Linked DNA regions of Homo sapiens: all the other regions are linked to region 1. A link is a loop called in an ENCODE intact Hi-C map of the cell type or tissue named here. Cell type or tissue: CD4-positive, alpha-beta T cell. All regions are shown on one strand.

Evidence for each region. Hi-C counts contacts between places; a loop is a spot of excess contacts. Peaks named below come from ENCODE experiments on the same cell type or tissue, not always from the same donor. Only the 100,000 strongest peaks of a DNase experiment are listed, where the experiment ranks them.
Region 2: a loop joins it to region 1, with 4 times the contacts of the local background. A loop is called at or near these places in 4 of 110 quality-filtered maps.
Region 3: a loop joins it to region 1, with 4 times the contacts of the local background. A loop is called at or near these places in 9 of 110 quality-filtered maps.

Annotation. Positions count from the first base shown.
Region 1 is chr1:92,533,422-92,541,421 of GRCh38, reverse strand. The region is part of intron 19 of EVI5 (ecotropic viral integration site 5); the gene reads left to right. Among named protein-coding and RNA genes, the nearest start is that of GFI1, 50 kb to the right of the region's middle. In CD4-positive, alpha-beta T cell, no CTCF peak of the experiment used is centred here; DNase peaks (open chromatin) are centred at 3,221 and 4,271; H3K4me3 peaks cover 792 bases; H3K27ac peaks cover 2,498 bases.
Region 2 is chr1:92,312,527-92,320,526 of GRCh38, reverse strand. All of the region lies in intron 6 of RPAP2 (RNA polymerase II associated protein 2), which reads right to left. It also overlaps a transcript of GLMN not described here. Among named protein-coding and RNA genes, the nearest start is that of RPAP2, 17 kb to the right of the region's middle. RefSeq lists a silencer at 2,341-2,635. In CD4-positive, alpha-beta T cell, no CTCF peak of the experiment used is centred here; DNase peaks (open chromatin) are centred at 2,516, 4,276 and 4,616; H3K27ac peaks cover 3,537 bases.
Region 3 is chr1:92,595,477-92,603,476 of GRCh38, reverse strand. The region is part of intron 18 of EVI5 (ecotropic viral integration site 5); the gene reads left to right. Among named protein-coding and RNA genes, the nearest start is that of GFI1, 110 kb to the right of the region's middle. In CD4-positive, alpha-beta T cell, CTCF peaks have their summits at 3,899 and 4,099 (motif pointing right); a DNase peak (open chromatin) is centred at 4,116.

The DNA.
Region 1 (8,000 bases):
GATGTACATTCCTGGTGGCTAATGATATTGAGCATGTTTTCATATGCTTATTGGCCATTTATAGCTTCTTCAGAGAAATGTCTTATTTAGATCCTTCGCCTATTTTTAAATTGGATTGTCTTTTTATAATTGAGTTGCAAGAGTTCTTTACATATTCTAAATATGTGTTCCTTATCAGATACATTATTTCTGATTTTTAAATATTTTTCTTCACTATATTTTTTAAACTGAAACAACTATATGACTAGAATGATTTTCAGGCTTTCTTCTATGGAACACTAAAAGTGAGAGTGGTTGACTTTATAGATTAAGCTTCTGCTTTTTTGTTTATTTGTTTTTTGTTTTTTTGAGACAGAGTCTTTCTCTGTCACTCAGGCTGGAGTGCAGTGGCACGATCTCAGCTCACTGCAACCTCCGCCTCCCGGGGCCAAGCAATTCTCCTGCCTCAGGCTCCCAAGTAGCTTGGATTACAGGTGCCTGCCACCACGCCTGGCTAATTTTTGTATTTTTAGTAGAGGCGGGGTTTCACCATGTTGGCCAGGCTGTACTCAAACTCCTGACCTCAGGTGATCCTCCCGCCTCGGCCTCCCAAAGTGCTGGGATTACAGACATGAGCCACTGTGCCTGGCCAAGCTTCTGTTTTTATAGGAAAAGGAAATGAGACTTACGGAAAAATTCATTGTCTTAGATATGACATTAAAGGCACAAGCAGCAGAGAAGAAAATAGATAAGCTGAACATCATCAAAATTTAAAACTTTTGTGCTTCAAAGATCACCATCAAGAAAGTGAAAAGACAACCTAGAGAATGGAAGAAAAAAATCAAATCATTTACCTGATAAGGGGCCTGTATCTAGAATATATAAAGAACTCTTACAATTCAATTATAAAAAGATAACCCAGTTATAAAATGGATAAAGGATCTGAATAGACTGTTTTCCAAAAATGATATACCAGATGGCCAGTGGACATGAGAAAATATGCCCAACATCAGTGATCAAGGGAATGCAAACCAAAATGACAGTGAGATTCCACTTCACACTTACTAGGATGGCTATAATAAAACAGATAATAAAAATGTTGCAAGGATGTAGAAAAATTGGAACCCTCATACACAGCTGATAGAAAGGTAAAATGGTACAGCCACTTTGAAAACAGTATATAGCAGGTCCTCAAATGGTAAACATAGAGTTGCTATATGACCTAGCAGTTCCACTCCTGGGTATATACCCAAGTAACATGAAAACATGTCTACACTAAGACATCTGCATAAATGTTCATAGCAGCATTATTAATAATATTTAGAGAGTAGAAACAACTCAGATGTCAATCATCTGATGACTGGATAAATAAAATGTGGTATATCCATATGATCAATTATGAGGCAATAAAAGGAATCAAGTGCTGACACATGCCACAACATGGATGATAAATTTTTCAAAAATCAGTCACAGAAGGCCACATATTGTATGATTTCATTTATATGTCCAGAATAGATAAATTTATAGAGAAAGAAAGTAGATTAGTGGTTCCTTGGGGTTGGAGGGGAAGAGAGGGGTTTTAAGGGATGACAGCTAAGAGGTGTGTGGTTTATTTATGGCATGATAAAAATATTCTAGGATTGGTTGTGGTGATGGTTGCACAACTCTATGCATATACTAAAAGCCATCAAATTGTACACTCTAAATGGGTAAATTGTATGGAAGGCAAGTTATATCTCAAGGTCATTTTAAAAATTCATAGTCTTTCTCTTCTGGACAGTTTCCTAACCTGGGGCCCATGGATGGGGTCTATTAAAGTATTTACAAATATTTTATGTATAAACATAGGCGGATCTTTGGGAGAATGGGTTCAAGATTTTTTTTTTTTTTTTTTTTTTTTGAGATGGAGTCTAGCTCTGTCGCCCAGGCTGCAGCACAGTGGCATGATCTCGTCTCACTACTAGTTCCGCCTCCCGGGTTCCCGCCATCCTCCAGCCTCACCCTCCCAAGTAGCTGGGACTACAGGCGCCCGCCACTACACCCGGCTAATTTTTTATATTTTTAGTAGAGACGGGGTTTCACCAGTGTTAGCCAGGATGGTCTCCATCTCCTGACCTCGTGATCCGCCCGCCTCGGCCTCCCAAAGTGTTGGGATTATAGGCGTGAGCCACTGCGCCCGGCCGGGTTCAAGATTTTTTCAGATTTCTTGAGTGATTTGACACCTAAAAAAAAGTTTTCCTCCATCCCTCAATTATCTTGTGGGAGATATTGGGGGAATTAAGTAAATTAATGCTGGAAAAGCACTTAAAACAGAGCCTGGGACATAGTAAGGGCTAAATAAGTGCTCTTATTGTTCCAGCTATACCACAAAATACTTATGTAGTCACAGTGTGATATTATAAAGGATTAGATAAAATCTAATGACACTACTCCACTGCCTCAGTGACTCACCCATAACCTTCGTGATAAGTTCTAATTCTTTAACATGGCATAAGATTCTTCATAGTTTAGCCCCAGCTTTCTTTCAAGTTTCATCTCTCACCTCTCATTTTGAGACCTATATCCAGCCACACCAAACCACTTGCAGTTTCCTAACACATAATACATTCTCTGGCCTTAGGCTTTTCCCCATGCCACCTGTGCCTGATTTCTCCTCCCTCCACCTCTGCTCATCCTTACAGACCCAACTCGAACATCATCATCTTCCTCCTTCCCTAAGAATTCTCCCTTCTAGCCAGTGTATTGCTTCTCCTGTGGGTTTACTTAACAGTGTGCCACCTTGGAATCAGCTGTTTAGTTTTTTTGTCTTGCCCTTCAGATTTTTAACTGAGGGCAGGAGCCTTGTCATTTGTCTTTGCCTTTCCAGCATCACAACACTTGTCACCTAAACACTAGGTGCATATTTGGTTAATTGATTGATGGACTGAAAAAACACATGATATAGCTTTAGAGAACAAGAATTTCCTCTGAACAGAATCCAATCCAAATAGAAAAGAAGTACTTCATTTTCATGAGGGTGTTTTGCTAAAGGTTTGAATTTTTAAATGCTTCATTTTGCTGAAGGTTAAATCAAAGGAAATCTACATGGTACTTTGATGTAGCTTTAAAAGTTCAGAGTGAAACAAGTGTGAAGTGATTTATTTCCTGTAATTGGTCATAAATTTACATAGAACCTCACATATTCGTAGCCTCATCAGCGTTGACCTTAGAGTACCTTCTAAATAATGTTAATGGTTTCAATTTTATCAAGATGTGTCAGCTGCCAGGAAGAAGACATTCAGTGGCAGTTTCATTTTGTTTGCCCACAATACTGAATACATCTAAGTATGCACTGTAGAAAGACTAAGAATTCTCTGTAAATGACTCCCCCTCTCTTCTTCTCAGGTAAAAAGTGTGCAGTTGTAAGTTTCTTCTATTCCAAACTTTCCTTTCCTTTCTACCTTTTTTACTTATTAATGTGGGTGCATGTTTTTTCCTTCTAAAAACGTCAGCTTTAACTATTGCATTATATACAGTTTTACATGAAATCTACAATTTTTTCATTCTAAATTTTATATTTTTTATGATTTACTTAGCTTAAAACCAAAAACATTTTCAGCATTATGTACCTAGTATTATTTCAATAAAATTCTTGAATTTTTTTTAGTTTTTTTTTTTTAAGTACTGTAGATTAGAATTTTGGCTCTTGTCTGTGTAATAAAGTAATGAAGAAATCATGACCTCCAGTCGATCACTTTTACTGATTTCCTGTTCTGATTCTCTGGAAATCATTTTGTTTGTGTGGTTATTACTAGTCTAACCTTTGTCATGTTTACAATTCAGTGTTTAAAGAAGCTGATAATTGAGAATAAATTTTGCATATCATCTCCCATTACATTTATTTTAGATTTTGAAAACAGAAAACTATTAAAGGTATTCTATAAGGAATCCAACAAAATTACTGACCAAACTCTGAGGATGGAAAAAAAAGTAAAGCCTCTAGAACTTAGAAATACAAACTATGTGATTATTAGATCTTTCCATGAAAAGTAAAATACATTGTTATTTAAAATTGTATATATTACATATCACTTACAGAAATGCTACATTTAGCTCAAAAAGCTATAGCTCTTTGTTTTATAAAGATTAATTATACAAACTCAAATGTACGAATAGGAGCTTTTATAATCTGATATGACTCAGTCTTGGAAACTTACTGCAACTGTTTTGCAGTTCACTTGGTGTCACATGATTCACTTCAATGGTTTAAACCCTGTCTAGTAGTGATCAAAGTTCATTTGGTTAGGGGTTTTTTTTGGTGTGTGGATGACTTTTTTCCACTTTGTTGTGGATTGATTGTCTTTCAAAATACCCAATGCAGCCCTTCCTCTTATTCTTTTGAATCTCAGAAAGTGGTAGTTGTCTGCACAGTGCAACCTCCAGTCACACACAGGGGAAATTTTTTTTAAGTTGAAATAATATGCATGAAAGCACTTTTAACTGTAAAGCATTATATAATTATAAGATTGTATTATTAATTCCATTACCCCAATGTTAAAATTGAAGGATAACTTGTTACGTCTCTTTAAAACCAAGTGTAAAAAAAAATCAACTGTAATTTTTTAAGTTACCAGTGTCCTATGATGTGCTAAAAGAAAGCAGACACACAGCACATTGTCTCCTCTAGCCACACAGACACTTGCCCAGGTGATCATATTTTCTCGGCACAGATTTCTTTATCACTTATAAAGAACCTACATTTAAAGACTACAAAACTCTAAAACCATGACACTTCTCTATTTCACAAAAGAAATTTCTGTCTTAATATCTACTGGTTTAGCCAATAAAGTAGACTAATGAAAAATTTAAAAATACTTATGTATCCTTAATGATGATGAAGTCCTTTGGGGCTTCAGAATATTCATCTTTACAGGTTATCCCTGCTGTAGAATTTCAATGATAACTTGCGTGGAATAGCTGTAATCTTTTATAAATAGTGTTTTTTTAGTGTTTGAATTTTTACTATCATACAGTAAGAAACTCTGCTGTTTCCTGTCAAAACCTTTCATCAGACTATGAACATGACAGTTTCCTGTTTTCTTATTAACTATACTGCATTTTTATGCTTTATTCTTTGTAAATTGTATAATAACTTATCGCTTTCCTTTTCTCATTACTAAATGTTTTTGGGGGACCAGCATTGTTTAATACACACAGAGAAATTCTAAAATCCGATCTCTTTATTGATAATGCAAAGTTAAGATTCCATTAAAGTAGATTTAGATGTTATAAAAAAAGATTTTGTTAACTATTAAACTTGTGCTGAGTGTGTCAGATGTCTTAAATATTATTTAAATAAATTCTACATGTTTTTACTTTTTATACTTTGTCTCTTAATGCATAACATGATGAAGCAGTCCACATCAGGTAAGAACGAATATGTTATTTGGGTCTTGTATTGTTAGTACTCCCATCTGTCTGCTTATTAATGTTCTCCTTCAGCATTTAAAAGGGTGGGATAAATAATTAGTACCTAGGGCTTTTTCTTTTTTTTTATTATACTGTAAGTTCTGGGGTACGTGTGCAGAACGTGCAGGTTTGTTACATAGGTATACACGTGCCATGGTGGTTTGCTGCACCCATCAACCCGTCATCTACATTAGGTATTTCTCCTAATGCTATCCCTCCCCTAGCCCCCCACCCCACGACAGGCCCCGGTGTGTGATGTTCCTCTCCCTGTGTCCATGTGTTCTCATTGTTCAACTCCCACTTAAGAATGAGAACATGCAGTGTTTGGTTTTTCTGTTTTTCTGTTAGTTTGCTGATAATGATGGTTTCCAACTCCATCCATATCCCTGCAAAGGACATGAACTCATTTTTTTTTATGGCTGCAAGGTATTCCATGGTGTATATGTGCCACATTTTCTTGATCCAGTCTATCATTGATGGGCATTTGGGTTGGTTCCAAGTCTTTGCTATCATGAACAGTGCCGCAGTAAACATGTGTGTGCATGTGTCTTTATAGTAGAATGATTTATAATCCTTTGGGTATATACCCAGTAAGGGGATTGCTGGGTCAAATGGTATTTCTAGTTCTAGATCCTTGAGGAATCACCACACTGACTTCCACAATGGTTGAACTAATTTACACTCCCACCAACAGTGTAAAAGTGTTCCTATTTCTCCACATCCTCTCCAGCATCTGTTGTTTCCTGACTTTTTAATGATCACCATTCTATGAGATGGTATCTCATTGTGGTTTTGATTTGCATTTCTCAAATGACCAGTGATGATTAGCTTTTTTTCATATGTCTTGGGTGCATAAACTTCTTCTTTTGAGAAGTTCATATCCTTCGTCCACTTTTTGATGGGTTTTTTTTTCTTGTAAATTTGTTTAAGTTCTTTGTAGATTCTGGATATTAGCCCTTTGTCAGATGCAAAATATAAATTGCAAAAATTTTCTCCCATTCTGTATGTTGCCTTTTCACCCTGATGATAGTTTCTTTTGCTGTGCAGAAGCTCTTTAGTTTAGTTAGATCCCATTTGTCTATTTTGGCTTTTGTTGCCATTGCTTTTGGTGTTTTAATCATGAAGTCTTTGCCCATGCCTATGTCCTGAATGGTATTGCCTAGGTTTTCTTCTAGGGTTTTTATGGTTTCAGGTCTTACGTTTAAGTCTTTAATCCATCGTGAGTTAATTTTTGTATAAAGTGTAAGGAAGGGATCCAGTTTCAGCTTTCTGGATATGGCTAGCCAGTTTTCCATTTATTAAATAGGGAATCTTTTCCCATTTCTGGTTTTTGTCAGGTTTGTCAAAGATCACATGGTTGTACATGTGTGGCGTTATTTCTGAGGCCTCTATTCTGTTCCATTGGTCTATATATCTGTTTTGGCACCAGTACCATGCTGTTTTGGTTACTGTAGCCTTGTAGTATAGTTTGAAGTCAGGTAGCGTGATACCTTCAGCTTTGTTCTTTTTGCTTAGGATTGTCTTGGCTATACGGGCTCTTTTTTGGTTCCATATGAAATTTAAAGTAGTTTTTTCCAATTATTTGAAGAAAGTCAATGGTAGCTTGATGGGGATAGCATTGAATCTAGAAATTACTTTGGGCAGTATGGCCATTGTCACAATATTGATTCTTCCTATCCATAAGCATGGAATGTTTTTCCATTTGTTTGTGTCCTCTCTTATTTCCTTGAGCAGTGGTTTGTAGTTCTCCTTGAAGAGGTCCTTCACATCCCTTGTAAGTTGTATTCCCTGGTTTTTTCTCTCTTACTAGTAGTTATGAATGGGAGTTCACTCATGATTTGGCTCTCTGTTTGTCTGTTATTGGTATATAGGAATCCTTGTGATTTTTTGCACATTGATTTTGTATCCTCAGACTTCATTGAAGTTGTTTATCAGCTTAGGGAGATTTTGGGCTGAGACAATGGGGTTTTCTAAGTATACAATCATGTCATCTGCAAACAGAGACAATTTTACTTCTTCTCTGACTAATTGAATACCCTTTATTTCTTTCTTTTACCTGATTGCCCTGGCCAGAACTTCCAACACTATGTTGACTAGGAGTGGTGAGAGAGGGCATCCTTGTCTTGTGCCAGTTTTCAAAGGGAATGCTTCCAGTTTTTGCCCACTCAGTATGATATTGGCTGTGGGTTTGTCATAAATAGCTCTTATTATTTTGAGATACGTTCCATCAATACCTAGTTTATTGAGAGGTTTTAGCATGAAGGCTGTTGAATATAGTTGAAGGCCTTTTCTGCATCTATTGAGATAAACGTGGTTTTTGTCATTGGTTCTGCTTGTGTGATGGATTACGTTTATTGATTTGCATATGTTTAACCAGCCTTGCATCCCTGGGATGAAACTGACTTGATCGTGGTGGATAAGCTTTTTGATGTGCTGCTGGATTCGGTTTGCCAGTATTTTATTGAGGATTTTCACACCAATGTTCATCAGGGATATTGGCCTGAAATTTTGTTTTTTTGTTGTGTCTCTGCCAAGTTTTGTTATCAGGATGATGCTGGCCTCATGAGTTAAGG
Region 2 (8,000 bases), 220 kb after region 1:
AGGCTGGGCAGGCGGATCTCGAGGTCAGGAGATTGAGACCATCCTGGCCAACATGGTGAAACCCCATCTCTACTAAAAATACAAAAATTAGCTGGACATGGCGGTGCGCGCCTGTAGTCCCAGCTACTCAGGAGGCTGAGGCAGGAGAATCGCTTGAACCAGGGAGACAGAGGTTGCAGTGAGCCGAGATTGCGCCACTGCACTCCAGCCTGGCGACAGAGCGAGACTCCATCTTAAGAAAAAAAAAGAAAAAAATTAAAGGACAAAGTACTCTGAAATTCATCAACAAGAAATCTGGATTAGTCTCTCTCTTACCCAAACTATACTCACTTTTCAGGGTTAAGTTCAAATTCCACCAGCCCAATAAAGTTTTCCTTGACTAACTTGGACTAAAGTAAATCCCTTCCCTAAATTCCAGAGTCATCATTGTCTGTACAATTAACATAATTAATCATGAACTCCTTTATGGCCTACTACTAGAACCATTACCTAAATGTTTAACTTTTTCTTTTTCTTTTTTTTTTTTTTGAGATGGAGTTTTGCTCTTGTTGCCCAGGCTGGAGTGCAATGGTGTGATCACAGCTCACCATAACCTCTGCCTCCCGGGTTCAAGTGATTCTCCTGCCTCAGCCTCTCAAGTAGTTGGGATTACAGGCATGTGCCACCATGCCCAACTAGTTTTGTATTTTTAGTAGAGATGGGGTTTCTCCATGTTGGTCAGGCTGGTCTTGAACTCCTGACTTCAGGTGATCCTCCTGCCTTGGCCTCCCAAAGTGCTGGGATTATAGGCATGAGCCACTGTGCCTGGCCAATGTTTAACTTTTCATATGTTTAAGTCTGGTTTCTTAACTAGACTATAAGCTCCTTAAAGGCAGAGACTGTTTATAATTGTTGGATTTCCTTTACATGGTCAGTAAGACTTTTTGCCTTAATTTCTGAGAAAGCAGTTACATTGGAGTAGTAACAACCCCTCGCTCCCCACTGCCCCCACCTCAGCCTTCCACAGTGCTGGGATTACCAGGTGTGAGCCACCGCGCCTGCCAGACCTTAAAATTTAGTAGAAGAAAAATGCATGTTCTAAGAGCTTTACAGATATTGATCCTCATAACAACGATGTAGCTACTAATATTATCCCCATGTTATAGATAAGGAAACTGAGTACAGAGAGAATAAGCAATTTGCCCAAAATCACACAGCTAGTAGGTGGTGAAGCCAGGAATCAAACCCAGACAGTAAAGCTCATAATAACTACACTGTTATTCAAGACAATATGTGTTAAATGCCATGAGAGATGTATAAGCTGCTACAGGAAATCAGAGAAAAACTTGCTTCTGAGCCAATCAAAAGGAGTTTCAGAGAGGTGTCATTTCAGCTGGGCTTATAAAGATGGATACAGTCTGTATATAAAGGCATTTGAGGCTAATCCCTTGAATCTCCACTCTGGGGTATTTACTCTACAAACCTCTCCCTTTTTTCTCTTTTTTAAAGCATGTAATCGTGTTTAAATCTACCCAATCTCTTAAAAAAAACAAACAAACAATCCTTTGATCATACAGCCCCTACTCATTTCATCGTAAGCCTTTATTAAAGAAGTCTGCCCTCATCATTTTCAACTTCCATATTTCCTACTCAGTTATCAGCTTTCTGCCTTCTGGAATCTGTACTCATTTCTCTCCTGAAATGGCTCTCACTGAGATCACCAATTACTATAAGACTGCTCATAGATATTTTTCAGGTTTTTTTAAGGTAGAGGGAAAATAATCAATATGAAAGGATATCTCAAAGGAGGCAGAATACAAATAAATCATAAAGCAAGGCCCAGGAGAGAAAGTGGAATCAGTAAGATAAAGGAGGGTACTTTATCAGCAATGAGGCAGAGAAATGAGAGCCCATATGAAGAAAATAATGTTGAAGGAGTTTCTGCTGGATGCCTCCAATTGGTTCAGTAAAGTGGGTTAAACTATCTACTATGGTTGGTGGTCGATTCAAAGTTTGAGAGTAGAAAAGGTCTATTCTATAGTCAGTAAGAAAGAAAAAAAAGGTGGGAAAAACATAGTAGAGAGAACAGGGCCAAAGGGATACAATGAATGTAGGCTTGGATATCAGACAGACCTGGGTTTAAATCCCAAATCTATATGTAACTAAGTGTCCTTGGGTGAGTCACCATACCACTCTGAGCCTCAGTTCCACCATCCATAAAGTGAGTAACATAATATTTCCCCAGGGATGCTAAGAGGACTGAATTAAATGAGATAGCTTATCTAAAGCGCTAATGGTCTTATTTGAGAACTTTCCCCAAAATGTTCAGCAAGCTAAATAGAAAAAAAGTATGACTGGAGGTTGGGAAGGTGGACATGCCAGAAGGTTAAGGGAGAAAGAATCTACAATTGTTTAAGAGGACACTGTAATCGCTGACTGTAGAGCTCAAGAAAACAAAAGTAAGAGGGTCTGCCAACTCAGAAGAATAGAGCTAGGCTAGAGATAGGAGGTCAAAATGAGGTCACAAAGCAGACTCAGGAGTGATAGCTGCAGATTGAGATAGAGGTTGTGGTCAGAGACGGGAAGCTCTTATTTCAAGATCTTGAAGGCAGAATAGTTCCAAACAAGAATGAGGTCCAAGTGTAGCTCAATCAAATGGTAATCAAAATATATAAACATTACTGTAAATTATGAATGCAATTTAAGACAGCTTTATGCAACATCTCCTGCTATACAACTTGTTATTTTTTGAGAATTAAAAGAAAATTGTATCTTTAAAGAAGGCAAGGGAAAAAGCATAAGGTAGGCATCACCTACCATATGCTAGGTGGATTTTTTAAATTGTGGTAAAATTTACCGTTTAATACATTTTTAGGTATATAGTTCAGTAGCATGAAGTATATTTACACTGTTGTGCAACTATCGCCACCATGCATCTCCAGCACTTTTTCATCTTCCCAAATTGTCTGCTAGATGGTTTTACACATTATTTCATTTAATCCTCACACAATTTACAACTCTATTTTTATTTTTATTTTTTTTGAGACAGAGTCTCACTGTTGCCTAGGCTGGAGTGCAGTGGCACAATCTCGGCTCACTGCAACCTCCGCCTCCCAGGTTGAAGCGATTGTCCTGCCTCAGCCTCCTGAGTAGCTGGGATTACAGGCACCCGCCACTACGCCCAGCTCATTTTTTGTATTTTTAGTAGAGATGGGGTTTCACCATGTTGGCCAGGCTGGTCTCGAATTCCTGACCTCATGATTCACCCGCCTCGGCCTCCCAAAATGCTGGGATTACAGTTGTGAGCCACCGCACCGAGCCTTCAACTCTATTTTTATAGATGAGGAAACCGAAGTTTTGAGAGGTTAAATGACTTCCTAAGATCACATAGCTAACAAGTAGTAAATCTAGGATTCGAATTAGGCCAAGCCCTTTCTATATCCTGTTGCCTCTATTTAGTGTTAGAAAAAGACCCAAAAAAGTTGCAAGGATACCACCTTTGCTTAATCCCTTTCACAGGAACTCAATATACTTTACAAACTATTTTCTTCTCCTTTGTGTAATTTTTCTAAGAACTAAACTCAACATTGTTTCTAGATCTTAACTATCTTAAAGGAACCTTAAATACCTTCCCTCATCCCCAATCTATAAAGAATGGTACCTGACACTGAAATAAACTAGATTCAAGATTCGATATAAAATTCCAGTTTGTTTTTGCTAGGTGCTGTTTTAGAAAGAATGAAGCACCAAGTTACATTGCTCTTTCTTTTCTGTCCTTTCTTAGATGAAATCCAAATTTCTTTCGTTTGAAGAGAAAGTGCCATTTCTCTTCCAGCTAAGTATTTTCTATTATCTTCCCACAATTTTTGTTGTCCTGAAGATAGTTGTGAAAGCTCAGTTTACAAAACAAAAATATGTAACCATCCTAGTTAAAGAATGCTTGTAAGCTGTTTCTTTATAAACATTTTCATCTTACTTTCACTAAGGTATAAATTAGATGATTGGTTTTCATTTTAGCAAAGTAAATCTAAAACTAGAAATAACTTATGCCAAAGAACTTAGTGGATATATGTACATATTTATATATATGTGCATATATATCACTTGGAATATGTATGTTATATGTAAACCAACAGAAGCAGCAGGTATGGTGAGAACTTTTCAAATCTATTTTGAGACATGTCAAACCCTGTTTCAGAAAGCTTTTATTCTGCATACCAAGCAACAGAGGTGGCTGTTCAGGAAGAGGTTATAGTTGTTCTGCAGAGGTTTTTGGCTTCCGCACCTCTGAGATTCTACTGTTTACTGCCAAGAAGCAACGTGTGAAATCCCCTACTCTGGACCAGATGATGGCGCTTTTAGCTCTGTCAGCATTAACCATTCACCCCAATTTCATCTTTAAAATCATAATTTGATTTTCCACATTTGTCCTTCTTAGATTTAAGATTTTAGATTACAATGCAGGAGACTTCCCACCTTCAAAGGCTTGTCAGAGCCTACATTTAGCCAAACAGGATTTATAACTGCAACTATATAATTACCTATGTGAGCACACTGTCTCAGAGCATCAAAACTCTATGTGGTCTGTTTCTGGCCACCAAGTGGGTGAAAAATTTCTAACTCACAAGATGAGAAGCATCACAGTGCGTCACGACCCAGACCATTCTAGGTCAATGTTTTGTCTCTAACAGGGTATCAGGAGACATTTTGTGAGAACCACTGTTAGTCTCCATGACATTACGGATCTACTCCAGATATTTTACATACCTTAAAGATGAGGAGCTAGAAAACCTCCAAGGCCCTTTCTGACTCCAAAACCTTATAAAAGTATGGAGGTAGAATTTATGAATTTGTCTAAATCTTAAATTTATTTAAACATCTATACCAATGAGGTAGTGAGCTTACTGTGATATAAAGATATTACTCTTATAAATTCTAAGGGATATTGTTTGGTTTTGGTATTATAAAATCTGGTAAATAAATTTACACAAGCATACCTTGTTTAACTGTGCTTTCCTTTACTGCGCTTTGCAAATACTGCATTTTTTACAAATTGAATGTTTGTGGTAACTGTGTCTGCCAGTCTGTCAGCACCATTTTTCCAACAAAATGTGTTCTCTGTGTCACAGTTTGGTAATTATCATATTTCAAACTTCATTATTATCTGTTATAGTAATATGTGGTAATTTTTGATGTTACTGTTGTAATTGCTTTGGGGTACCATGAACCAAGCCCACATAAAATGTCAAACTTAATTGATAAATGTGTGTGTTCTGACTGATCCACCAACCAGCTGTTCACCCATCTCGCTTCCTCTTCTCAGGCCTCCCTATTCCTTGAGACACAACAATATTGAAATTAGGCCAATTAGTAACTTTACAATGGAAGACTCACTGACATTGAATACTGCTTTTCCTTTAAATTTTTTTTTTTTTTGAGACTGCAACAAGACAAGACCTCTGTCTCTCTGAAAAGCTAATTTCTATTTATTTATTTATGATTTTGAGACAGAGTCTCGCTCTTCACCCAGGCTGGAGTGCAGTGGCACTATCTCGGTTCACTGCAACCTCTGCCTCTCGGGTTCAAGAGATTCTCGCACCTCAGCCTCCCGAGTAGCTGGGATTACAGGCGTGAGCCACCATGCCCGGTTAATTTTTGTATTTTTAGTAGAGACGGGGTTTTGCCATGTTGGCCAGGCTGGTCTCAAACTCCTGACCTCAGGTGATCCACCTGCCTTGGCCTCCCAAAGTGCTGGGATTACAGGTGTGAGCCACCACACCCAGCCTTTTTTTTTTTTAATTTATTGAGATGGAGTCTCACTCTGTTGCCCAGGCTGTAGTGCAGTGGCACCATCTCAGCTCACTGCAACCTCTGCCTCCTGGGTTCAAGTGATTCTCCTGCCTTAGCCTCCCAAGTAGCTGGGATTACAGGTGCATGCCACCACCTATTTTTGTATTTTTAGTAGAGATGGGGTTTCACCCTGTTGGCCAGGCTGGTCTTGAACTCCTGACCTCAAGTGATCCACCGGCCTTGGCCTCCCAAAGTGCTGGATTACTGGTGTTAGCCTCTGTGTCCAGCTGTAATCTAAGAGTCTATCAGTTGTGAGATCCATTTCAATTGCACAGATGTTAAAAATGTAAAAATGTATGCAACTTAGAATAAATAAAATGCACTACTAAATGCAAAAAAAAAAAAACCCAAAAACCAAAAAACAACAGCAACAGCAACAACAACAAAAAAACCCTTACAATGGCCTCTGAGTGTTCAAGTAAAAGGAAGAGTCACACTTTCTTTCACTTTAAATCAAAAGCTAGAAATGATTAAGCTTAGTGAGGAAGGCATGTCAAAAGCTGAGACTGGCCAAAAGCTAGGCCTATTTTGCCAGTACGCAAGTTGTGAATGCAAAAGAAAAGTTCTTAAAGGAAATTTAAAATGCTAGTCCAGTGAACACAAAAAAGCAAAACAGCCTTATTGCTGGTATAGAGAAAGTTTTAGTGGTCTGGATAGGTTAAACCAGCTACAACATTCCCTTAAGCCTAATCCAGAGCAAGGTTCTAACTCTCCTCAATTCTGTGAAGACTGAGAGAGGTGAGGAAGCTGCAGAAGAATAGGTAGAAGATAGCAAAGTTTGGTTCATGAGATTCAAGGAAAGAAGCCATCTCCACAACATAAAAGTGCAAGGTGAAGCCACAAGTGCTGATGTAGAAGGTACAGCAAGTTATCCAACAGATCTAGCTAGGAGCACTGATTAAGATAGCTACACTAAACAAATTTTCAATGTAGACAAATCAGCCTTATATTGGAGGAAGATGCCATCTAGGGATTTCATAGCTATAGAGGAGAAGTAAATATGTGGCATCAAAGCTTCAAAGGACAGGATGACTCTCTTGTTAGGGGCTAACGTAGCTGGTAACTTTAAGTTGAAGCCAATGCTTATTTATTATTCTGAAAATCCTAGGGCCCCTAAGAATTATGCTAAATCTACTCTGCTTGTGTTCCATAAATGGAACAGCAAAGCCTAAACGACTGCACATCTGTTTACAGCATGGCTTACTGAATATTTTAAGCCAACTGTTGAAACCTACTGCTCAAAAAAAAAAAAAAGATTCCTTTCCAAATATTACTGATTATTAACAATGTACCTAGCCACCCAAGAACTCTGATGCAAATGTACAAGATTAGTGTTGTTTTCATGCCTGCTAACACAATATCCATTCTGCAGCCCATGGGTCAAGGAGTAATTTCAACTTTCAAGTCTTAAGACATACATTTCCTAAAGGTATAGTTGCCATAGAGTGATTCCTCTGATGGATTTGGGCAAAGTAAATAGAAATCCTTCACGAAAGGATTCACCATTCTAGATGTCATTAAGAACATTTGGGAGTGGGCACAGTGGCTCATGCCTGTAATCCCAACACTTTGGGAAGCCAAGGTGCGTGGATTACTTGGGGCCAGGAGTTCGAGACCAGCCTGGCCAACATGGCAAAACCCCCATCTCTACTAAAAATACAAAAATAAGCCGGGTGTGGTGGCGCATGCCTGTGGTCCCAGCTACTTGGGAGGCTGAGGCATGAGAATCGCTTGAGCCTGGGAGGTAGAGGTTGCAGTGAGCTGAGATTTCGCCACTGAACTGAGGAGGCAGAGGTTGTAGTGAGCCAAGATCGCGCCACTGCACTCCAGCCTGGGTGACAGAGTGAGACTCTGTCTGAAAAAAAGAAAAAAGGAAAAAAAAAAAAAGAACATTTGGGATTCATGGGAGGAGGCCAAAATATCAACATTAACAAGTGCTTGGAAGAAGTTGATTGTAACCCTAATGGATGACTTTGAGGGGTTCAAGACTTCCGTAGAGGTAGTCACTATGGATATGGTGGAAATAGCAAGATAAGAATTAGAAGTGGAGCTTGAAGATGTGACTGAATTGCATCAATCTCATAATCCAACTTGAACGGATATACAGCTGCTTCTTATGGATAGGCAAAGAAACTGGTTTCTTGAGATGGAATCTACTCCTGATGAAGGTG
Region 3 (8,000 bases), 62 kb before region 1:
ATTTTTTATCTGTTCATTCATTGATGGACATTTAGGGTGCTTCCATGTTTGAGCTATTGTGAATAATGCTGCTATGAATACAGGTGTACAAATTTCTGTTCAGGTCCCTGCTTTAACTTCTTTTGAGTACGTAGAAGTGGAATTGCTGGATCATATAGTAATTGTTTAATTTTTTTAAGAAATTGCCATACCATTTTCCACAGAACCTACACCATTTTACATTTCTACCAGCAATGCATGAGGATTTCATTTTTTCCGCATTTGCACCAACACTTGTTAATTTTCTGTTGTTGTTTTTATAAGTACCATCCTAATGGGTGTGAAGTGGTATCTCATTGTGGTTTTGATTTGCATTTCCCTAATGATGAGCTATGTTGGGCATACTTTCATGTGCTTATTTCGCATTTATATATCTTCTTTGGAGAAATGGCTATTCAGGTCCTTTGCTTAATTGAACCAGGTTGTTTGTTGTTTTTGTTGTTGAGTTATAGGAGTTATTTATATATTCTCAGTATCACTTTCTTATCATATATATGGTTTGCAAATATTTTCTCCCATTATGTTTGTTGCCTTTTCTTTGTTGATAGTGTTTTTATCACAAAAGTTTTTAATTTTGCTGAATCAACGTACCTGGGTTTTGTTTTGTTTTGTTTTTTTTGGTGGTGTTGACTGTGCTCCAAGTCCATTTTTTAGTGAAAATTTATCATATTTCTATATTATCAAAACTATCTTCAAAAGAAAATTCAAAGCTTTAAAAATAAATATGTTTTTACAGGGCACAGTAACTCATGCCTGTAATCCCAGTGCTTTGAGAGGCCAAGGTCAGGGGATTGCTGGAGGCCAGGAGTTCAAGACCGGCCTGGGCAATAGAATAAGACCCTGTCTCTACAAAACAATTTTTAAAAATTAGCTGAGGGCATGATAGTACACTCCTGTAGCTCTGGCTACTTGGAAGGCTAAGGTGGAATGATCCCTTGAGGCCAGAAGTAGGAGTTCCATATTACAAGGAGCTATGATCAAGCCACTGCACTCCAATCTGAGTGACAGAATGAGACCTTGTCTCAAAAAAAAATTTTTTTAATAAAAATAAATGTGTTTTGTCACTTCTTATGCCTTACTTCTTGTATAATATGATAAAAGTAGTAAGTTTTCCCTATGGACAAAATACTATGTTTAAAATCTTATGTCTTTCAAAGTCTTTAATTATATTGTACTCCAAGTCACAATAGTCTTTGCTGTAACATCTAGAATTTTCTTCCCACCTGAAATTTCCTTTTGTCTTTAAATTTCAATTTCAAATGTAATTAATTTCCAAACTTACATATTATATTATAACTTCATTTTTTGATCTGGATCAAAAGTAACCACAACACATTATGATTTGTATGTTTATAAAAAGGTATCCTTTATGTTCTGCTGGTAGTAGTCCCCATAAAGTGCACATATTCAGAAAAACCTCAGACATGAGCCAACTGCATAATATATTTGTAATCAGTTGTTTAAATCATGCTATCGTATGTGATTTTAGCATTAGTCTGTACTTTTCTAAACATCAAGAAAATCCTAAGAATTTGCCATATTTCTATACATCTTAATCACAAAATAGTAAAATTTAAATCACTCTTTTTGTTGATTCTGAAATATTTATTAAAACGAAGAACCTGGTATGCAGGATTTTTGTTTAAAATGAAATGTAATGTGTTACATTATTTTTGAAAAATAGAAAATTCATGGAATTTTTTTTAACATCTTCCAATCCTTTACCCCTAACCCCGCATCTAGCCCCTGGTAACCACCATTCTACTCTGTACTTTTGAGTTCAACTTTTTGTATCCCACATGTGAGATCATGTAGTGTTTGTCTTTCTGAGCCTAGCTTATTTCAATTTCACTTAAGGTTCTCCAGGCTCATTCATGTTGTTGTGAATGACAGAATTTCCTTCCTTTTTAAGATTGAATAATATTCCATTGTGTATATGTAAACCACTTTTTCTTTATTCATTCATCTACTGATGGACATTTAGGTTGGTTGCATGTCTTGGCTATTGTGAATAATGCAGTGAACACGGGAGTGCAGATATCTTTTCAACATACTGATTTAATTTCCTTTGGATATATACCCAGTAGTGGAATTGTTAGATCATATCATCTGTTTTTGATTTTTTGAGGATTTACATTTCTACCCACAGTGTGTAAGAGTTCCCTTTTCACCACATCCTCTCCAGCACTTACTGTCTTTCATCTTTTTGATAATGGCCATTCTAACAGGTGTGAGGTGATAGAATTGTTACTGTTATTATAGTAGGGGTATATTATCATCAACTGGCTCTTGATAAAGTGGTCACTGGAATCCTAATTGCCAAATTTGTTGCTATTTTTTCAGTATTTGCCTGCTCATGCTTATTGCATTTGTTTTTGACCATTTCGTCCTCCTTGCATTCTCACCTCCCCTAACTTTGCTACCACCACTTACTTTTGACTCTCTTTTTTCTTGTTTAACTGTTGTTTACAGTCATCTTTATCAGTCGTGGATGTGTGTATTCCTCTGAAATCCGAGGTTTTGGCTTTTACAAACTATACCCAAATGAAGGGTCTCACTTACATGGCTTCAGGAACCATCTTTACCAGGGTTTCCCAACCCCCAGGCCACAGACAGGTATCAGTCCATGGCCTGTTAGGAACCGGGCCGCACAGCAGGAGGTGAGCGGGCAGCCAGCAGCATACTGTCTGAGCTCCACCTCCTGTCAGATCAGTGGCATCATTAGATTGTCACAGGAGCACGAATCCTATTGTGAACTGCACATGTCAGGGGTGTTGGTTGCACTCTCCTTATGAGAGAATCTAATGCCTGATGATCTGAGGTGGAACAGTTCATCCTGAAACCATTCTCCCACCCTCTCTATGGACTACGAAATCTGTCACTAGTACCAAAAAGGTTGGGGACCACTAATTGTTGCAACAGTGAATCATAATTTATCTCCAGCCCCAGCCTGTTTCCCCTTACCAATAATTTTCTAAATGGTTTAATAATTTAAAAATTATGAAACATGATGTACAGAGAAGTTAATAAAACAAAGTTACATTGTATGTGTACAAATATTATACATAAAACTTCTAACCAAGGTTAAGACAGACAAAATTGCCTGTACTCAAGAAGTCTATTCAGTCACACCCTGTTCCCTATCCTGACTTTTATGACAATCACTCTTTTGCCTTTCCTTATGATTGTGTCATCTTCCTATACATTTCTGATCTATACAGTTTAGTTTTCCCAGCTTCTCAGTTTTGCATATCGCCAACTCTTCAATCTTTCAAAATAGAAAAGTCTAAGTAAGTATAAAACTAAATAAAAGGTAATTTGAGTCATTTTTCAAACTTTTTTGAGTCTATAATAACATTTCTCTTCTCCCTACCACTCCGTTAGTTCATCTGCTTACCCCTTACCTGAACTGTTGTTGTAACCTCCCATCCAGTTTCCTTTTCTCCAGCTTCAGCTCTTCTACAGATTAAAAAAGCTGTCTCTCTAAAACATAGAAATTTCATTGACTACCTTTTAAATACCAATCATATCGAAACTCCTTAGCATAAAATCCTTTTTATTATTGCCCAAACTGAATTTGTAGCTTCATCTCTCACCATTATCTCCCCATCCTCATCACCTACACATACATGCTGTATTCTGCCCACTGTGAATTATCCTATTCCTGCACCTATCACATTCTTTCAGAATTCTGTGCCATTCTGCATGTTGCTGCATCTTCCTAAATTGCTGTATTTTTCTGAACTTCTTACTCCTCTACTTTTGAAGTATTTCTGTTTCTCTTTCAGGTCTTAGGACTGAGTGCTTTTTGGCTAACTTGCTGTTAATTTGCTTAGTAAATGAGTTTTCAGTAGATGTCTTAAGGTTTCAATATTTAATTATATGTATATGTCTATATAAATATAGATATATAGAGGTATATTTTTAATACAGATTAAGATTCATAAATAGATCTTTCATTAAAACCTGAAACTTTTTTCAGTTATCAAAGTAATATATTTTAGGTTATTTTCTTAGTCATGGAAATATCTTAGATCATATTCAAGTTCCACTAGGGGGAGAACTCAACTTAGTCTAAGATTTTTGTACTTCAGATGTCTTCAGATTAACTCTTCCAATTACTGGTACTCTCTTGCGAGTAAAATGTTTTTGCACAAACCGAATTCTTTCAAACTCTTCTTTTAATAAATTATTATTTAATCTGTTATTCATATAATGAAAGCCTGCTTTTTAATGTAGTTATGAAAATTATACTTTTGTAAACATCTCATTTAGATGAGAAAATACATTACATGAAGAAATACTCATTTTTATAAATACTATAACATTGTAATATATAGATACTTACATATAGATATATAGTATATTTATATACATGCTATGTAGTATATAGATATAGGTAGACTGAAATTTATTAAATTTATTTTCAAAGATTATTCAGTCTACTTAGAACTTTTAGGTCTAATTTAAGAATTATCATCTACTGCCATGTTGTTATTCTGACATAACTACATCTGTAATCTAGTTATATTGTTTATAATAATGCCTCCTCCACCACCCTGTCTTTGTATTCGCGTCTTACAGTGAACTTAACCATTTTTAAGTGTAGCAGCTTTCAAATTTTAGACATTTTCCTAGAACTGTTTTTAAAAGTTACTATTACCTAGTTTTCTTCTCTAAATGAATGACAATTATTTATTGGTGGGTTTTTTGCTATAAAATTATTACACTGTTGTGCTATAATGCTCAGTTGGGAACAGATTATACAACCTGTAAAATTAAGGAGTTGAACTCTAAGGTTCTATCACATATAAAACAATACTATGCCATGTATAGCATTTAAATATTTTTTGACAATTCTGAGTTACCATGAATTTTAATTATTATGTACTCATCTCACTTTATTAATACCTCCATGACTTTCTCTTTGGCCAAATTTTTACCTTAAATAACATTCCTATTCTAGTTACTAGACTCTTATGTTGGTTTATTTTTTCTTCATAACAATTACTACTTTTTTCATAAATTATACATTTCTTTTTAAATTTTAGATGTGGGGGTACATGTGAAGGTTTGTAGATAAACACATGTCATGGGGGTTTGTTGTACATATTATTACATCACCCAGGTATTAAGTTCAGTACCCAATAGTTATTTTTTCTGCTCCACTCCCTCCTCCTACGCTTCCCCCTCAACATATTTTTATTTTTAATTTTCCACATTCCCCACTAGAGCATAAGCTCCATGGGAGTGCAAGAGTGGAATTTTTATCTGTCTTATTCATTACTATATTCTCTTTTGGGCAGTGGTGGGGGAGACAAGGTCTCAAGATCACGCCACTACACCCCAGCCTGGGTGACAGAACGAGCCTCTGTTTCAAAAAAAAGGTCTCACTTTGTTGCTCAGACCAGAGTGCAGTGGTGTGATCATAGCTCACTGCAGCCTTGACCTACTGGGCTCAAGCAATCCCCCCACCTCAGCCTCCCAAGTACCTGAGACTACAGGAGCACACCACCACACCTGGCTAATTTTTATATTTTGTGTAGAGATGGAATTTGGCTATGTTGCCCAGGCTGATCTAGAACTCCTGAGCTCAAGCGATCTGCCCACCTGGGCCTCCCAAAGTGCTGGGACTACAGGTGTGAGCCACTGCACACAGCCTCGTTGCTATATTGGGTGCTTACTGTATAATGTCTGGTACATAACCGTCATTCAGTAGATATTTGTATTTGACCAAATTTGACCAGTAGATATTTGAATTTTGACAATAATTCATTCATCTTCTGATGTTGTTTCTACAATAAATGATTTTTAATGTATGCAGTTGTCACTATATTCACACATTTATCAACTTGTATATGTTCTTTTATTATTAGGTCACTACCAGTTAGGAAGGAGAAAATGAATTCAGCCTCTGTCCAAATGAATTTACCATTACAGAGTAGGAGTGACTGAGCTTAGGTCCCTTCTCTGAAATGTTTTTTAATGGAATTTAAACCTCTGAAAATTAATGTATATTTATTGTTGGTATTAATGACTGTAATAACATGCAAGAAGATGCCAACTATTATCAGAATTTTTTTGCTATCCTCACATATGCTTTAGAACCCAGTTTTCTGTTTGAATGTCTCAGTCTAAAGGAACTTCTTTTAGTAGCCTGCAAAAATAAATATGACATATCTTAATCAGAATAAAGAGCTTCAAGAAATTTAGTTATGAAGAACAAGAGGATTTTAAAATCCTGAATGTCTCTGTGGTCCCAACTTTTTGTCTTTTTGTTTTCTTCTAATTGCTAGAGATTCTGTATTGGTTAAAAGAATGGATTTTTGAGTCCAACCTCTTATTAGCCTCTTATCTTTGACAAGTTTTTTAATGTATTTGTTGGTTCACTCATTCAAAACTGAGGATTCTAAAGCTATCTGCCTTATAGTTGTTGGGATCAAATGAGAAAACTCATGTAAAGTGTTCTTTCTTGCCTACATAATATCCGGAAAAACAGCTCGTAGACCTTATGTAAAAAGTCACATTCAATATTGTAGAGTCCCCAAAATTACAACCAAACTAGAAAGTTCTGAAACTCTTTGAGTTTCCTTAAAGATAGTCTTTAACAACCTCAGATACTGAATATATATCCCTTTCCAAAAATTATATAAAGCCTGAAATTAAGAATTATCTTGGGGCCAGGTGTGGTGGCTCACACCTGTAATCCCAGCACTTTGGGAGGCTGAGGCAGGCTGATCACTTGAGGTCAAGAGTTCAAGAATTATCTTGGCTTTTTGTTTTTTCTGTAATATATACTTAAGTAAGCTTCTTTCTGTCCACCATGAAACCCTGTTTAGTTACACTTCATTTTTTGTGTATTTGCTGTATTTGGAAATATAGAGCTTATTACTTAACAACTTTAATTATTCCAGGATACTAATAATAAGAGTAATAATAGCTGGCATTACTGAACACTTGGTACATACCAGGCAGTGTTCTAAGCCATTTGAGGATATTCACATATTTAATCCTCACAAAAATCATAGGAGATATTGGTTTTGGGGTTTTTTTTGTTGCTATTTTTGTTATTGTTTTCAAGACAGGGTCTCACTTCGTCATCCAAGCTGTAATGCGGTGGCGCAGTCACGGCTCATTGTAACCTCGACCTCCCAGGCTCAAGAGATCCTCCCACCTGAGCCTCCAAGTAGCTGGGACTACAGGCACATGCCACCATGCCCGGCTAATTTTTGTATTTTTTTTCTGTAGAGGTGGGGTTTCGCCATGTTCCCCAGACTGGTATTGATCTCCTGGGCTCAAGCAGTGCACTCACCTTGACCTCCCACAGTGCTGGGATTACAGACATGAGCCACCAAGCCCAGCAAAATATTGTTAATATCTTCATTTTATAGTTGAGAAAACTGAGGCATAGAGAAAATTTTAAAATGAGATTTTGTTGTTTGTATGAAAACCCACTTTTGAATTTTTTCCAGGAATAAAAGGAATTTCTTTTCTTCAGTATTTCAACATACTGTCATGGTAGTTATATAAGTTTTCTTAATAGCATATTGACAGCTTCCTGTGAATTTGCTTATTATACAACTAAAGTTACTATTAGTTCCCTGTTCATTACTTAAAATTTTTCAGTTGTTTCCCCTAGCGTTGGGGACAAAATTCAAACTCTGGCCCTCCTTGTAAGATCCTTCCTGCTCGAATTGTTGCCTACTTTTCTAGCTTTATTTCCCAGTTACCCCGACATATATATACCCGGTACTTGAGGCCCAGTATACCAGTTAAGAATCCTTCAAATCTGTCATCTCATTTTCCTCCATGTTTTTCTCCCTCCTCCTTTGATCTTGCTTTTTATTTCAAAAGTCAGCTTTTCTTTTTATTATTATACTTTAAGTTTTAGGGTACGTGTGCACAACGTGCAGGTTTGTTGCATATGTATACGTGTGCCATGCTGGTGTGCTGCACCCATT